Linked DNA regions of Homo sapiens: region 1 is linked to region 2. A link is a loop called in an ENCODE intact Hi-C map of the cell type or tissue named here. Cell type or tissue: dorsolateral prefrontal cortex. All regions are shown on one strand. Each heading gives the region's core, and the rest is flanking DNA. Links, peaks and the distances in the headings are about the cores only.

What was found. A loop is a pair of places that touch in the nucleus more often than their neighbours do. Peaks named below come from ENCODE experiments on the same cell type or tissue, not always from the same donor. Only the 100,000 strongest peaks of a DNase experiment are listed, where the experiment ranks them.
Region 1: it touches region 2 in a loop (5-fold over the local background); 1 of 110 quality-filtered maps calls a loop at or near these places.

What each region holds. Positions count from the first base shown.
Region 1 is chr4:4,808,082-4,812,474 of GRCh38, forward strand. No RefSeq gene overlaps it. Among named protein-coding and RNA genes, the nearest start is that of LINC01396, 34 kb to the right of the region's middle. In dorsolateral prefrontal cortex, for the core only: no CTCF peak of the experiment used is centred there; a DNase peak (open chromatin) is centred at 2,550.
Region 2 is chr4:4,478,529-4,482,921 of GRCh38, forward strand. The region is part of intron 1 of STX18 (syntaxin 18); the gene reads right to left. STX18-IT1 (STX18 intronic transcript 1) reads right to left here and starts at 3,172. Exons shown (of 4, transcript NR_126434.1): 1 at 3,077-3,172; 2 at 139-446. In dorsolateral prefrontal cortex, for the core only: CTCF peaks have their summits at 2,243 (motif pointing right) and 2,442; a DNase peak (open chromatin) is centred at 2,523; H3K4me3 peaks cover 1,801 bases; H3K27ac peaks cover 3,868 bases.

The DNA.
Region 1 (4,393 bases), core at 312-4,311, 330 kb after region 2:
GAAGAGCCCATCGGTTTGGTGTGTCCCAGGAGGCAATGCCAGGGAGAGAACAGGTGGCTGGAGTTGTCTTGGGTCTGTCCATGTTTCCCAAATAAAAAAGTTGTGCACCAAGCAATTCCCCATTTAAAAAAAAAAAAAAACTTGATTTCCCTGTGGAACATAAACTGTAGCTTAGCATTTCTTGGCAGCCAGTGGTTTCCAGAATTTCATGCAGGTTAAAAATAAAAATGCAAAGCATTGTGATAATCCCTTCTGTTCTCGCGGCTCTTTCCACTTTGCCAAGTATTTTCCCAGCCATCTCGCCCCACAGATCCCCACCACAATCTTTCCAGGCTGGGAGTTTTATTCCTAATGATAGATGAGAAAACTGAGGCACTCAAGGCCACAGAAAGGGAAGCAAGATCCCCCAGACTCAGGCCAGGCCCGTTTGGTTCCACATGGAGCAACCTTCTACTCGGCCACTTGTCTTCTTAATGTATCAGGTGAGATCGGGAAAAATACTAAATATCACATCACTAACGTGTTCAAAGCCAACTGGTATTCCCAATAGGGTTGGAATTGATGTCCTCGTCCTTCCAGCTTAAACCTGGGGGACATTTTCCTGTCTATGTCTTACTTGGTGTTACCAGTCAGGGTCCAATGGGAAAGAGTATTTTCAAGTATTTAATAATGAGACTGTTTATAAGGGCTGGGTAGTATTTGCAAGGGGATGAGTGTGGAGCTCATCCTCAGCTACAGCCCCATTTGGGGGTCAGGGTCCAAGAACTCAGGGGACTGGGCCACCATCCTGGAGGAGGGAGAGAAGGGGGCCTGTGAGCTCAGTGAGGGAGACTGGATCCTCTTCCCACTGACCAAGACTGTGTGGCCTGCAAGATTGGACCCAAGGTCACAGGCTCATGGCAGCTGGGCTCAGGGCAGCTGGGTGTTGAACAAATGAAGGGCTTGCCAGGATTCAGGTCTCCAGAAATGGCAGCTCAGAAAAAGGTCTCTCCTCCAGGTGGAATCCAGCGGAGAATGTTACCTGGGGCCTGGGGCCATCACCCCCAGGCATTCGTGGAGGCCCCCGTCTGACCACCTCCTTGCAGAGCTGTTAGCCCATCTCACAGTCTGCTCCACCACTTGCTAGCTGTAGCGGTGTCACCATGCACCTGTTACTCAATGACTTTGAGCCCCAGGCTCTAATACACAGCAATAGACTGGGTGCTTGAGGTTGTTAATTTGTGAATGCAAGATATACCTAGAGTGTGCTCATAAAGTAATCTTCTGAGAAAGAAATGCCATGAAGGGAAATGGTGGCATGGTATCATGGAGCTGAGCCACACACAGATACAATATCATATAGTTCCTCTTGCTTCTTCCAGGAAGTCTCCCCAGACTGGTGCTACCCTCCGTCTGGAATGAGAATCTCCTTTGGGCTCCCACATTCTTCGTGCCTCTATCATAGCATGTATGAGTCCACATCTCTGGGTCCCTTATTGGCCATTCCTCAAAACTGTGAGCTCTTTGAGAACAGGAACCTTGTCCTTTTCTCCCCTATAACCTCAGATCTAGCATATTTCCTGGCACATAGGAGGTGTTATAGACAATGTTTGTATGTCCTCAACATTCATCTGTTGAAATCTTGTCTCCATTGTGATGGCATTAGGAGATGGGGCCTTTGGGATTGGGACTTAAGGGTGGAACCCTTATGAATGGGATTAGTGCCCTTATAAAGGAGAACCCAGAGAGCTCCTTCCCTTTTCTGCCATGTGAGTTTACAGTAAGAAGAAAGGCCATCTATGAGCCAGGAAGTGGGCCCTCACCAGACAACAAACCTGCAGGCACCTTGATCTTGGACTTCCCAGCCCCCAGAACAGTAAAAAATAAATTTTTATTGCATAAGCTGCTCATGTTATGGTATTTTGTTATAGCAGCCCAAATTGACCAAGACAGAAGGCCTATCCCTCATCAAATAGTTGTTAAATGAAGAATGAATAAATGAATGAATCAATGTATCCTTCAGCAATGCTGTGAGGCAGGTGGAATAGACAGTATTGATCCATCTTATAGAAAGGGAAACAGATTCTGAGAGTAGAAGTCACTCACCCAAGGACACAGCAGCAAGTCTGTAGTTGACCTTGCATTAGAAAGTTTCAAGGGTTTTGTAGGATGATAAATCCTGGTCTTGTCTTTTGTCTAGCTGTCTTCTAAGAGCACAGCCCTGACCCTAGAGAATTCCTCCTGTTCTGCAAAAAGCCAGTGGAGGCCCAGGGGCCTGAAATAGGCCAGGGGAGCAAGGAAGTGCTGTTTCTCACTCAGAAAATAATGGCACCCAAATCCCTGTTCACCTTATTTAATGCTCCAAATTTTCTGAGAGGTCTAATTGAACATTCCTCCGTGGAACCCTCTGGGTGGAACAATTAACCGGCCTCTTAGCAGCGAGTAGCTCCCTGGGCAGGCCCCAGATTTATGTCTCCTGGGGAGGCAGCCTATTAGCTGTGGCCATAAATCTCGGGGCCCTGGCTGGCAAGGTGGATTTTAATAAAATCATAGGGGACGGAGCCAGGCTGGGGCAGCAGATTTCCGGGGGGAGAGCCAACATTTGCCTGTAATTAATCGGGACGACTTTGAGCTCTGGGGAAATGCCCAGGATTTTAATGAAAATTCAGGAGCTGGAAGCAGTGACCAGTTGGCATCCACATCAGTGTCCCAGCTGGGATTGGGGATGCAAGGAACCTGGGGGAGCTGGGGCCACCCCTGCCAAGAGGTCTTGACATGGGGTGTTATTCAGTGGACACTAGTACAATTATCCTGCTTAACTGTTAGAATACTTACATACTAGTTGGTAAATTGTTTCCTCAGCCCCCTATGGGCCTCCCACTTTCTAGGCACCCTTGCACAGGAATCCCTGGGCTTCCTCATAATCCCAAAACAAAAGGGTAGATGCCTGGCCCAGCAAGGGGCTTCCTGATCCTTCAGTCTTCTTGGTCAGTGCTCAGGGCCTGAACTTGGCTGTCCTGTTAGCCAGGTCTGCACATGTTAAGGTGCCCTAGGGGCCCACCCAGGTGACCCTCTTTTCATCTCTCTTCTCTCTACATTCTCCTGCCCATCTATATCTCCAGTTCATCCCCCTCTCTTGAGCTGCAGATTCATATCCTCAACCACTTCCTTGACATTTCCTCTGGAAATCACGGACATCACCTCTCCAACACATCCAAAACCAAACAGCTCCTCCCCAAACTTGTTCCTCCCTCCTGCCTGGGCCCTCCATCCTGATCTTAATAAACGCCACTACTTTTGCTTCATTTACTCTTTCAGGCCAAAATCTCAGGGGTATTCTTGGATGCCTCCCTCCATTTCCTCATCCCTCAACAAGTCTTGCCAGCTCTTCCCCCAAAGGTCATGTCACCCAGTTCCTTCCTGGTCCTAGCTGCCATTGGATGCTGCCTGGATGGCTGCCATCAACTCCTACTTTGTGTCCTTGCTTCCATTCTTGCCTCCCTGTCTTCTCATCCACACAGTGGCCCAGGAGAGCTCAAATGCCACTCCCGAGAGAGACTTCCCCAACCATGCCAGCATCGCGATAATGGGCGCTGAGGCTTCCTGAGCAACAGACCCTGTCCCAGGTGCTTCACATGCTCCTTGTTCAACCCTCTGGACAACCCTGTGACAGCATGTGCTATTGTCATCCCCATTTTTCAAATGAGATACAGAGATGTTAAATAATTTGCTTGAGGCCACACAAATGGTTGGTTTCAAAGTCTGTGCCTCCTGTTCCAAGGAGACCTCCCCGCCCCAGCCTCCTCCTGCCCCAGCTCTTGTCCCAAGTGTCCCCCGTCTGCTGTTTATTTCCCTTTAATCACACCTGTTTGCCATCTGACCCCCAAAGCCTGCGATCTCCTGGAAGTGGGACCTTCACTCTTGTTCACCAGCTCCTGGCACACAGTGGGTGAACCATAAAGATGTGTTAACTTGAACCCATTTTGTTGTCAGCGGATAGAAGGTGGGAAACTATTTTGGAAACCACGTAGTCCCCACGTGTGTCCCAGATTGGCCAAAAGGTTTTTCCTCTTTGGGAAGGGATCAGCTGTCATGCTGTATGGAGCAAGTCCCCGGAATCCCACCCTGGGGCTAGACATATTCTCCTGTTACTTTTTATTATGGGAGGCAGGGGAGAAAGATGCACGCTGTCAAGGATAAGACTGGGGATTTGCTGAAAGGGTAGATCCTGTGTTAAGTGTTCACATCACTCAAGGAAAAGGACAGAGGAAGGGAGGGAGGGAAAGAGAAAAAAGGAAGGAAGGGAGGGAGGTAAGGAAGAAAGGAAGAATGGAAAGAAGGAAGGAAGGAAAAGAGAGAGAAAGAAGGGAAAGAAGAGAGAGTGAAGAGAGGAAGTCAGAAAAGTTTGTAAGAG
Region 2 (4,393 bases), core at 130-4,129:
GCTTAGAATAGGGTAGAGGGCAGAGGAAAAGACTCTGTGGGGGGCCTGGATGAATCAGGGTGGACAAAAGAAAGATGGGCATGAAATCCAGGGAGTTGGCCAAGGTGCCTGGGTTCTACTCCCTGCTTTGCCACTTACTGTGAAGGGATTCCTTATTCCCCACTGCCATGCATCATGTGGAGGGACTTCAGCTGGACCAGTCTTCCTGGCCTATCTCCCAACCTTTACTCACTCTTCTTAGAGGGAAGAGGAGAGAGCTGTGTTCAGATTTTGAGAAGGGAGAGCATGCTGCCCTGTCCTCTCCTCTTTTCAGATCGACCAGCCAGCAGAGAGGGTATATTCTGGCCCATGCCCCACTCGTATTGGGCCATAACTCTAAAGTCAGGTTCTCCACTTGGCTTTTTCTTGCTGACTCCTGTATTTTTCTTTCAGGTAGTTCCACTGGACTGGGAAGAAAGGGATATATTTTACAAGCTCCACTCAACTTTTAACCTTTGCCAGCTGAAATTTTGAGCAAGTTGCTTAATCTCCGTGGGCTTCACTACAAAAGGGAATTGGGTAAAAACTATTTTTAAAAAATAGTAGTGGCACAAGTTAATAGTCAATTTTTATTGAGTACTACATACTATACGGCAGGCACCAATCTAAATGCTATGCATCCGATTTGCTTCTCCTAACAATCCCTTAGGGTAGGTATCATTATTACCCTTTTGCAGATGAGAAGACAGTAAACTAACACATCCTGTATAAATGGTTTGAAATAAATACAAAAATAAATTTTTGTTTGGTATGTCTCAAACCGAGTGCCTGTGTGCTTTTAGCTTCTGCAAGTCTACCCACAAAGATGACTCTGCTGTCCCATCTGAGTACAATTAAGTCACTGCAGGTCGCATTTACCAGACCTGTAGAAGGGACATAGTGAGATCTAACTTGTTCAGGTGAAAGGCACTGTCTATAGCTATGGGCCAGCACAGAACTAACAGCCACAATCCAGGATCAGCCAGGCTCTGGCTCCTTCATTAGGCTAATACTTAACCAAACAAGTTATTTAAACTCCATTCTAAAACTACAGGCATTCATCTGACTCATCCCATTCTTTCTCCAAAGATAAATCAAGTTTACTTTTTAACTAGCTATATTTTAATGACGCTAATTTCCTAGATCATCAAGACATTGAAATTCTCCATAAAACCCATCTACCATAAAACCAAATTCATTATAAAACAGCAGTATGGTCCCTACATGAGATGCATTTGACAGGGGGAAAAAAAGACTCTCTTACATTATCTGCTCTTATACACATAAAGGTTTTACTAGGAAACACCAAACAAAACAACACAGCATCCCAATAGGCAAACAGGTCTCCTGTGAGAGCTGGTCCTATCAGTGGATCTACACAGTTGACATGGACTCAACACCAGGAACTACTAACATGGATGAAAGTCCCATAAGCATATTACCTAGTGGGGAAAAACTGAGACAAAACAGAGGTTGCCCAAAGCATGTATGGTGTGACCCATATGCGTGAAACATAGGAAATGCACACCTAGAGCTGTATACATACATAGAGGGGAATCTAAAAGACTGCTCGGCAAGGTATCAATGATTGTAGGTGGTAAGATTTGGAGACTGCTTTCTTCTTCATACTTTTTGCACTTTAAAATTTTTCTACAGTTACTACGTAAAATCCTTATAATCAGATAAAACATGTTATTAAACAATCAAAAAGGGTGAATCTTCCCACATACTTCCTTGACTAAAACTGTACATTACCTTCCCCTTTAACCCAGGATAAGCCCACATCCTCATGCCCAAGGCCCGCCAGTGCCCTACGCTCTGCTGCTGTCTCCAGACGCAAAGCCCTCCCTGCTTCCCAATCCTGTCTTCTGACTCACTCCTATGCGTGAGGCTCTGCTCAGGTGTCACACCTCCTAAAGGCTTCCCTGCTAACTCGAGGCCAGGTTAAGGATCCATCTTGCAAATACATCCCTTGCAGAGATGTCACCATCTTCTGAGTTTTGAATTGTTTTCATGTCTCCCTGACATAAGCTGCTGAGGCGTCTGCCTAGCCCAAAGTGGCTCCTCAATAACTATTTAATGCTCCACATGGGATTTTCTTTTTTTAAAAAACTTTTTGAATTGATTTTCTATCCCCTTCAAGAATCAGTAATAGGGTACAATAAACTCCAAACATACTAAGGCAGCCACATACTTCCCATTATCCACTAGATGGCAACACAAGTATTAGAGCAGCAGTAATAACAGGACCTCTCAAAAACAGCAGTTTTTTCCCAAGGACTTTAAAAATTTCTCTGATTCTTTTGATCTGGAATCAAAGGATTAATAAAGGTTCACCATTCTGTGCAGGAGGAAGCTGAAATGAGATTGTTTTTAAGCATACATATGCACTACAGATGAGTTGAGTCCAGGAATATTCTGAAACACTGCACTCTAGGCAGATTCCACACAAAGGGAGCTCTGGGAGCATGGCTGCCAGCTGCCATCCCAGGCGGCAGGCCCAGCTTTGTTTTTATGTGTCACCCACAGAACAGCCTTGCTAGCTGTTCCTTCGTGGGTGTTTTGTGAATTACCCAAAGCACGATATACTGTACAACAAAAACCCTGGTACAAAATGATGGGATTCTTCTCAAAGAGCGACCGCATTCTGACTGTGGGGAGAGTTCAAAGCAGTCGGCAAGTGTCCTTTGCTGATCACAGCAGTGGTTTGACTTGCAAACCCCCTCACCCTTCCCAGGATGATAGAAATTCTGTTCTGCTGGCACTCACAACACTTCCAACAAAGACCTGATTGATTATGGAACACTAAGTACTGATTTGCATAATTTGCCTCTGCAAGAAACAAGCATTGTTCAAGATTAAAGAGACTCCAGTAGGTCCCTCTGGCATATTGTAAAAAGGTCCCTGTAACACAAAATCATTATTTTTTTTTCATTCAATCAGTGGACACAGCTTGCTGTTCAGTTAGTATGCAGCCAAAGGCACAGCCAGAAAAACCACTGCTGTATGTTTGCCAACTACTGACAAGTTAAAGTGATTTTTCACAAGGATCATGTACCCAAGTTTAATTTGGAGCCCACTGACTAAATTCCGAGTCTAACTCCTTTCACTCTTAATTGAAAAATGCATCAATAGCAATTACTAAGTCAGAGCTAAAAGTTCAGAACTAACACACCTCTGGAGCATGTTGACCTGCTGATGTCACAGTGGGGACTGTCTGAGTCCTATCCCTGTGCAAAAGAAGCTCCCCAGTGACCAATCACCCACAAAAGAGGCTAGCACAGCCACAGACATTCCACTGTGCTCAGGACCACAGCAGCGAGTTTGTTGAGGGAATACATAAAGGAACTGTTCCTTTCTCGCTTTCTTCTTTTCTTTCAGCAGTTGTTGAGTAAGCAACTCCTGTCACTTTCCCCCAATTCCTACTGAGGGGGACACTCTTCACCAGGCCTCACCAAACTCGGATGGCTCTCCTCCCTGCTCCTGCCTCCTCCTTCCTTGTCCCCTCCTGAAGCACTAGCCTCCCTCGGGTTCCAGAACACCACTGTCTCTAGGTTCTTTTCTAAAACCTATAACTCCTTTTCTTCACCTTCATTCATTCCCTCTCTGCCTTTGTTAATCTCTGAAACTTCTTGTAAGTTCAGCCCTTGGCTCTTTCTTTACATGTTCTTGCTAAGCTCACTCATTCCAATCCATAGCTTTATTTACTGTCTACATGAATTGTCCACCCAGCCGCTGCCTCCCTCCTGTGTTCAAGCTGAGTGTATCCAAATGCTTTTTAGATACTGCCACTGTGTGTCCCACTGACGCCTCAAAAGCAATATGTCCCAACGGTATCCTCATGCAGCCACTCACACCCTCTGGCTTACTCCTAGTCCCTCCTGTTCTGACGGCCCCAAAGAGAAAGTCTTCATCCTTTCTAGATTCCAAGTTAGAACACCTTGGCCATTTTACACTCTTCTCTCTTTTTCACCCTACAAATGAAATTGGTCAGTCAGTCCCATCCACTCACCTTGTTAAACACTGGCTAAAGGAGCCAGCTCCATCTACCAGCTTCTGTTCCTGCACTTCCTGCAACCACCTGCGTGCCAGACCACAGAGCCTTTCCTTAAGCAAGCCTCCTCTTCTCTGCCCTGCACTCTGGCACCTGCTTCTCTCTGCCCAGAATGTCTTCATTCCCATCACTCAACTTCTACTCAAAATTGCAGGCCCAAGGAGGCTTTAAAATATAGTATTCTGGGTTCACTTTCCACCTTCCTTGAGGCAAGCTGTAAGTGATAAATGTTAGCTGAATATATCAAGTTCTTTATTCCATCAGTCTGGAAATCTTACCAGAAAAAATAAATAAGGCCATCTTAACCTAGGAAAAGTATAA